Linked DNA regions of Homo sapiens: region 2 is linked to region 1. A link is a contact called in ENCODE Hi-C data. All regions are on one chromosome and are shown on one strand. The core of a region is the stretch at or near the end of the contact, and the rest is flanking DNA. Distances in the headings are between cores, read along the strand shown. Region 1 holds the start of MPDU1-AS1 (MPDU1 antisense RNA 1). Region 2 holds the start of RANGRF (RAN guanine nucleotide release factor).

Region 1 (4,010 bases), core at 433-2,932:
CCAGCCCCAGGCCTTTGCTGAGGAGAATCTTGAGGCAGGGGACTGAGGAGAGAAAAAAGGGTAAGCAGACAGGAGATGTCTGAAACCCAGGCCAGGGCTTGAAGCTCCTGTGGGCTCTCCCCGAGCCCCCTTACCCACACCAGGGTCTTGCATTGTCTTGGGGGGAGGAGAGGCGGAGGGCAGTGAGAAAGTCCTGGTCCTTCCTGCTCCAAACCACCACACTTTTTTTTTTTTTTGGAGACAGAGTCTTGCTCTGTCACCCAGGCTGGAGTGCAGTGGCCCAATCTCAGCCCACTGCAGCCTCTGCCTCTTGGGTTCAAGCAATTCTCTTGTCTCAGCCTCCCAAGTAGCTAGAATTACAGGCACACACCACCATGCCCGGTTAATTTTTGTGTTTTTAGTAGAGACAGGGTTTCACCATGTTGGCCAGGCTGGTCTCGAACTCCTGACCTCAGATGATCCACCTGCCTCAGCCTCCTTAAAGTGCTGGGATTATAAGCTCGAGCTACCGCACCGGGCCCCAGACTGTTACTTTCCAAAACAGCTTTTCTCCGATGCCTACCACCCCCCACATCCAATCTTCCATTCCCTATAAATTAACACCCAAACTTGGCTTGACCTCCACGGCTCTCCATTGCTTCCCCATATAAAGCTGAGAAATGCCCAAGAGCTCTCTGATCCTTTATTTCCCTTCTCTGGGCCAATGGGTGCCCCATTTCACATGTCTTCTCTCTCCAAAGACAAGTCTTCATACCATTTTTTTTTTCTTATTTTAATTTTGAGACGGAGTTTCACTCTTGTTGCCCAGGCTGGAGTGCAATGGCACGATCTTGGCTCACTGTAACCTCTGTCTCCCGGGTTTAAGCGATTCTCCTGCCTCAGCCTCCCGAGTAGCTGGGATTACAGGCGCCTGCCACAACGCCCGGCTAATTTTTTGTATTTTTAGTAGAGGCGGGGTTTCGCCCTATTGGCCAGGCTGGTCTCGAACGCCTGACCTCAGGTGATCCACCCGCTTCGGCCTCCCAAAGTGCTGGGATTACAGGCGTGAGCCACCGTGCCCGCCCCATACCACTCTTTCTTGAACACTCTGACTGTCCCTGGCCCCTACTCAGGGACTAAACCTTACCCTTTCAAGGCTTGCTTTTATGCCCTGGCCATCCACAACTTCTCTAGCCTTGAAGCCTTCCCCTCAAGGAACTTGGTCTAGTGGGAGTCTGACTCTCACGGGTCATGAATGCGGCTAAAACAAAGTGCCCCACGAGCTCAAGAGAGGTACCATGAACTGACAGGGGCAGACTGACGCTCCCCAAACGGTCTGACGGTGACCCTTGTGGAGCTGTCTCGCAATCAGAAAAAGGAAGGGAGGCAAATTATTCCGAAATCAGACTATGAGCAAACCTGGAGGCTGGAAAGAAAGCAATCAGGGTGGCGGAGCCTTTGGGGGTGCAATGAAGGCCCGATTCATCAGGGGCTTTGAATTAAGTTTAACCCTGCTAGCGATCTAATAAAGGTTGGCATGATTTGACTTAATTTTTATTTTGTTTTATAAAAGTTGACTCTTCGTTTTTCATTGTCGCTACAGCACAAACTCCACAAAGAAGTAATTCCACCCGGTGACTTCCCCACTGGCACTAATATGGTGTCCTCCCTCTAAGGAGCCCGAGACACTTCCGCCCTTCTCAGAAGTGACTTCCGTCCAGCTCGGCATGGCGGCAGTCACTGCCGTCACTTAGTCGCCGATCAAGGCTTGGACTAAGGGCCCACGGTCACTCGAGTAGGACTTGGATCGGATGCTGAATAAAACTCACCGTGAAGCAAGTCCCACTGAACGAAAAGTTGGTCGTAGCATTTCTCAGGTAAAAGAATCGGCACGAGCAGCCGTTTAAGCGGTCCGTCCGCCTCGGCCGCCATATTGCAAAGCTAGCTTCCGCCAGTCTCTCCAGACCGCCATTGACTTTCGTTGCGCGTGCGCGCTGCGGACACTCCGCCTCCCGTTCTTTTCCCGCGGCGAAGCTGGCCCGCCCCGTGCCCCGCTCTTTCTGACGCTACCCACCCTCACTCTAGTGGCGTAAAATAAGTCTCAGTCAGGGACCACGTTTTGGACGCGCTGTTGGAATTGTAAAGCTTGCCGAAGCTGCACGCCTGCGCGGTTAGACCTCCCACGCCTTTGTTGACGCTTCCAGTTTGGAAGCCAGATTTACACCCCTGCCTTTCTCCGCTCCTCCTGCTGGGCGCCATCTTGTCTTCTCCTAGCACACTTTGTATTGTTCGAAGTTGAGAGAGAAGGAGCCGGAGTCTCCGAGGTGGCGTTGGGTGGGGGCGCTACTAGCTCCCGTTCTCTCAGCGTCTCTAGAGGGAAGGGCGCCGGTGGGAGCAGGAGAGTCTGCACCGGGCAGGCCTCCTTAGGTGCCGGGTTGCGCGCAGGGCCCTGTGCTTGTCTCGCCTCCGGTTGGCTCAGGCCTCGGAGCATGAGTGCGCCGGCAACTGCTGGGCCCGGGACAGTGAAGCAGAGGAGGAGGTGGGGGAGGCGAGCCCAGGTCGGGGAAGGGCAGCACCTGAATCACCCTTGGGGCCCAGACCCCCAAGAGTCTCCGGGGAGCCGAGGCCTGGCGAGGCAGTCCCGGGATTCGCCCCCTCCCCGCTGGCCCGAGGGCGCACCACGTGCTGGGCAGAGACTTCGGCGAGGCCGAGTGGACCCTGCAGCGCTGCTTGGGAAAGGGCACCTTGGACTACCTGGTGGGGGCGTTGTGCTTCGTTACCGACCGCCGGGACGCCAACCCACGGTGCCCACCCGTGCGTCATTCCGCTGTGGATCAGCCCTTTGGCGGCCCCCCTCCAAAGTCTACAAGGTCACACGGATGTCTGCAGGCAGAGGTGGGGCTGCTGGGGCCCTGCCAGGTGAGGGCTGCCCTTGTGGGGCAGTCTCTGGGCCTTGGAGGCCGGAAGCCTCCTGGGGCTCCTACGGCTGGGGGGTGCTGCTCATCCTGGCTCCCAGGGATTGCGCCGTAGCCAGCTGTAATGGGTGGGACTGGCGCTCACTGCTGGTGCAGGCTGTGGCCATCTGGGAGGTCCTTTCTGGAATCTGGACCTTGGCTGTCCTGAGAGTGACACTCCTCATCTCAAGTACTGGGGGCATGAAGTTAGGCTTGGCAGGTGGCCCCGTGTGGGGGGCATGCTGTTCCCAGGAGCCCCCAGTGGAGGTCAGAGTACCCACTGCTCCTTCTTGATTCAACCCCTTGTAGGTGGGATAGGAGCATGCCAGGTGCTGCGAGGGTTTAATCGGGCTCTTCTGCTGGCCTTGAATATGGTGGACAGGACAGGACATTCTCATTGCTCAGGAGCCACTGGCGCTGCCTTTGGGAATGAAGTTCCACAGCCCCCCACTCATTGCTTTGGCTGTCTGCTGCATTTGAAACTGTACGAGGGTCAGGAAGAAGGCTGCGGGGATGAATGGCTCTACCGGCTTGCCACGGATGGGGAACTGGAGCAGCCAGTGGCCCCAAGAGGAGGAAGGAAGGGAGGCACGGCAGACCCAACACCAGCTGTGCCAGGCTTTGGGGGGTGAACCCATGAGGCATCGTCACACACTGACATTTTCATCCCTCCTCAGCAGCTGCTTCCGGCTCCCTGAGACCCAGCCATGGAAGGCATAGAAAGGCATGTGACAAGAAACTCATGGCTTTTAATCCTGGCAGGACAAGGAAAACCCCGTCAAAGATTTGCATAAATTTTGCTGCTCTCCTGCTGGGGGGGGGGGGGGGGCAGTTCGTCACATTTAATAAAATTCTCTCCCTCCCTTCTCCCGACTGCATTATCTCATATTTATTTATTTGAGACAGTCTGGCTCTGTCGCCCAGGCTGGAGTGCAGTGGCGCGATCTTGGCTTAGTGGCGCGATGACGGCTCACTGCAACCTCCACCTCCTGGGTTCAAGCAGTTCTGCCTCAGCCTCCCAAGTAGCTGGGATTACAGGCCAGCTGGGATTACGCCGCCACACCTGGCTAATTGTAT
Region 2 (4,010 bases), core at 1,046-3,545, 700 kb before region 1:
CAGAGCTGGAAGTTGGCGCTGGTGGCTGCCATGATGAGTGGCATTGCAGTTGTCTTGGCCATGGCACCCTTTGATGTGGCCTGCACAAGGCTCTACAACCAGCCCACAGATGCACAGGGCAAGGTAAGGAAGTGCTCTGGGATGCAGGCGGGAAGCAGGGGATGGGGAAGGCAGATTGCGGGTGCAGGTGGGATAGCCTGAAATGCAGCCTGTAGAGGTGCTGCCCCTGGTGGGCTCTGACAAACTCCTTCTCTGTGCTCTCCCTCCCTCTCTGACACACTCTCAGGGCCTCATGTACCGGGGGATACTGGACGCTCTGCTGCAGACAGCTCGGACCGAGGGCATTTTTGGCATGTACAAGGGTATAGGTGCCTCCTACTTCCGCCTCGGCCCCCACACCATCCTCTCCCTCTTCTTCTGGGACCAGCTGCGCTCCCTCTACTACACAGACACTAAATAACAGCCGCTTTCCCAGTCTCCACCAAATGAGCACTCCTTGGCCACTTGTGCCTCCACCACTATGTCCTGGTGACTACTGATTAGGTGACCTTTCATCCATCCATGGGGGACAGCCAACCCCACTCCCCATCTGTTCTCAGGGTTGAATCACTACAAGAGATGAGTTTCCCTTCTTTCCTTGGGTGTTGCTTTAAACCTTCCCTACCCATTCCCTGGGTAACTCACACCCCTCTCTCAGGGCTGAACGAGTCATCCCAAAGTGTATTTCCTCCCACTCACCACTGCCACCCTTGAGTCCCTCCTGCTCCCATGCACAGTTTTAAACTCCTCCCTCCAAAACCAAAGGGAATCGAGAGACCCAATTCCCAGGCGTCTGGGACCCAGGTGTCCTGTTAGATTCAAAGGCACAGAGATTATATTGATTATAAAGCAAGTTTATTCTGAAGAGGGATTGTCTTATGTTTACGCACAGGGAAGAAATAAGAGGAAACCCTCTTTTCAACCTCTTTTCCCCCTCACAGAACCGAGTCCCCAAGTTCTCAGCAACATCATGCAGTGCTTCAGCGCCTTTACTGGGGACCAAAGATGTTAGGATCGTGAAGGGTCAGACTGGTCACCAGCTGTTCAAAGTCACCCAGGCTCCAGGGTGCAGGTGACAGATTTTCGGGGCCAAGAGATGACCTGTTGTCAGGGCTTGGGGTGGGGGAACAGATGGAGACAGAACATCATCCAGGCCTGAGGTTTGGAAATTGCCAATTCCTGTTCCCCAGAGGACCTGGGTATCAGTTACCCCAAACCTCTGGCCCACTCCTGCTTCCTTGGAGGATCCCACCAGTGAGTCTCCCTGTTCTGTCCCTCCCAGCCCGATTCTCCTGGGAACCCAGTCATGAGATACCCGCCCGTTCCTTCCTCCTTACGGGGGCTGATTGAAGGTAAGCAAGAGATCAGTCTGGTACTGGGGCAGCCTCAGCAAGGCCTGATGAAGTGTCACGTCCTTTGCTACCTAAGGGGATCAGAGTCAGGATGCTTACCTGGATCTCTGCGTCCCCGCTACCGCCCTTCCAGGACATTACACACTCTCGGGCCCTCACCTGCTGGTTTTCCTTAGCTATCTGCTGCTTGCCAGAGAGGACCCAGGCTTCTTGACAGCGGCCCCTCAGGGCCAGGTTCTCCAAACTGAGAGGCTGAACAGACTCCACATGGACAGCCCTAGCCCCCTGCACGCCACCAACATCCTCAAAGTGGTACCTGGAGTAGGGAAGCGGGGTCAGGAAGGGACATCTCTGGTCGCCTCCCCGGGAGCATCTTTAAGTTGCAGGCCTGGCTCCCGGCCCGTGCGTGGTCTCACCGCCCGGATTAACCGTCGGCCGCGGGCCCCGCCCACTGGTCCGACCCCGCCCCTGCCATTGGCCAGCCGGGGGCCATTCCCTCACCGCGCAGCCGCTTCGCCCCGTACGTGGGCCTGCAGCTCGAGAAGTTCCACTATCAGGCTCTGGTCCGTCACGGGATGGCAGAAAACTTCTTGATTGTCCGGGACCGGTCGGAGGTCGCTGGAGTGAGGCGAGGCAGACCCTGGTTGACCCCGGTCTCTTCCCACAACCCACCCAGTCAGCCGCCCCTGGGCGCCCCGGCCTTCTCACCTTACGTCAATGGCCCCCATGGGGAGGATGGCGGAAAAGGCGCCCCCGAACAGCGGGCAGTCTCTCGTGGGCTCCATGGGTCTGAGGCTGGGTTATGGGCATTAGAAAGGTTTAAAAGAAGTCCACATTGGGTCACGTGGCATCGGCTCCCTGGGTTTCGCAGCTGCCACCGCCACCCGGGTCTGGCTTAGCTCCCGGATCCTTTAAGATTTGGCTCCGCCCTGCGCTCTCGTTGGCCAATCGGCGCCAAGACCCTGGGGGCGGGGGTCAGCGGCTTTGCTCCGGAAGCCGCGCTCTTAGGAGTGCGCCTGGCGGGACGGTGGGGTCTGCCTTGGGGTTGGACTTAGGGTTAGGGTCTATGTCGCCCCCGGTGGTCACGAGCATGCTCCCGCCAGCCTCCTCTTGATTGATTGATTGATTGATTGATTGACAGGTCTCGCTGTGTCGCCCAGGCTGTAATGCAGTGGCGCGATCACCGCTCACTGCAGTCTCCACCTCCAGGACTCAAGTGATACTCCTGCCTCAGCCTCTTGAGTGGCTCCTGCTCCCGCCACCACGCCCGGCTAAATTTTTAATTACTTGTAGAAATGGGGCGGGGTGGGGAGTGTCTCCCAATCTTGCCCAGGCTGGCCTCAAACTCCTGGACTCAAGCGATCCTCCCGCCTCGGCTCCCTAAGTGCTGGAATTACAGGCGAGAGCCACAGCGCCTGGCCTCCTCGTCCTTTTCAAGTGGTCACACCTTCCAAGAAGGTCGCCTGAGACCCTCCTGAGGGGCAGGTGCTCGTCAAAGGGGCCCACGTCTAGGTAGGGTCTCTTGAGTCAGGAAAGCATAGTTTCACGGTGTTCTGGGCCTCTGAAAGAAGAATGGGCTGCCACCCAGACCGCTAATTCATAGATCTGCTGCTGGGAATTAGGGGAACAATGCGTCCAGGTTAGGATTCAGGTCTCACATCTTCCTGAAAGTGAGAGCCAACCTGGGTATTAGAAATCTAATTCCTCTCAAATATTTGCCTTGGGAATGCTCCCGGGCAGGTGCAACCCCACCCCCAGCTCCACACACCTGGACAGAAGCACAGATTAAACCCTCTTTTGTTTGTCTTTTACAGATTTGTTGTGTTCTTTAAGTTTTAACTTCACTATATCATTTCAGTTCATTTCTCTATTCATCTTTGATCCTCAGCACCCGGCACGGTGTTTAGAGCATAACAGACCTGATATATATTGGGTTTTTTTGTTTTGTTTTGTTTTTGAGATGGAGTTTCACTCTTGTTGCCCAGGCTGGAGTGCAATGGCATGATCTTGGCTCACTGCAACCTCCGCCTCCTGGGTTCAAGCTGTTCTCCTGCCCCAACCTCCCAAGTAGCTGGATTACAGGCATGCACCACCACACCCAGCTAATTTTGTATTTTTAGTAGAGATGGAGTTTCTCCATGTTGGTCAGGTGAGTCTCGAACTTCCGACCTCAGATGATCCGCCTGCCTTGGCCTCCCAAAGTGCTGGGATTATTACAGGCGTGAGCCAGCGTGCCCAGCCCAGACCTAATATATATTGTTAAGTGATTGAATAAACTCAATGCAAATGTCTGGAACCCAGGAGATCACCCATACCCTCATGGATTCTAGATGTCACCTACTTCCCAGCCAAGAATTGGGCAAGAGGACTCTGATCTTGAGGCCATTCCACAGGGTTCCAAGTGCTGACCATACCTCTGGACCCTAATGACTTAGTGAAATGAAGCCAAAGGGTACATATTTATTGGTCTCTTACCTTGCCAGGCCCTAATGTGAAGGGCTGGAGATACAAAGACATTTAGGACACAGCCCCCGATGCCTCACTGAAGGAACAGTGGAGCACACTTTGAGTCTTTTTTTGTTTTTTTTTTTGAGAGGCGGTCTCACTGTTGCCAAGACT

What was found. A loop is a pair of places that touch in the nucleus more often than their neighbours do. Pooled maps may share reads with other maps.
Region 2: a pooled map shows a loop between it and region 1 (5-fold over the local background). The contact joins the promoter of RANGRF here to the promoter of MPDU1-AS1 in region 1. A Hi-C loop is called at or near these places in 6 of 50 pooled maps.

Annotation. Positions count from the first base shown.
Region 1 is chr17:7,581,764-7,585,773 of GRCh38, reverse strand. MPDU1-AS1 (MPDU1 antisense RNA 1) reads left to right here and starts at 1,682. Exons shown (of 2, transcript NR_136402.2): 1 at 1,682-1,856; 2 at 3,611-3,800. MPDU1 (mannose-P-dolichol utilization defect 1) reads right to left here and starts at 1,922. Exons shown (of 7, transcript NM_004870.4): 1 at 1,809-1,922; 2 at 1-42. The coding sequence starts at 1,911. CD68 (CD68 molecule) reads right to left here. Exons shown (of 6, transcript NM_001251.3): 6 at 3,663-4,010. RefSeq lists enhancers at 477-1,349, 1,584-2,113, 1,350-2,224, 2,224-2,273, 2,225-3,098.
Region 2 is chr17:8,286,955-8,290,964 of GRCh38, reverse strand. RANGRF (RAN guanine nucleotide release factor) reads right to left here and starts at 2,295. Exons shown (of 5, transcript NM_016492.5): 1 at 2,100-2,295; 2 at 1,893-2,009; 3 at 1,551-1,707; 4 at 1,377-1,462; 5 at 878-1,152. The coding sequence starts at 2,176. The coding sequence ends at 1,029. SLC25A35 (solute carrier family 25 member 35) reads left to right here. Exons shown (of 5, transcript NM_001320870.2): 4 at 1-123; 5 at 287-904. The coding sequence ends at 460. RefSeq lists enhancers at 1,573-1,642, 1,923-2,042, 2,403-2,632 and a silencer at 1,793-1,842.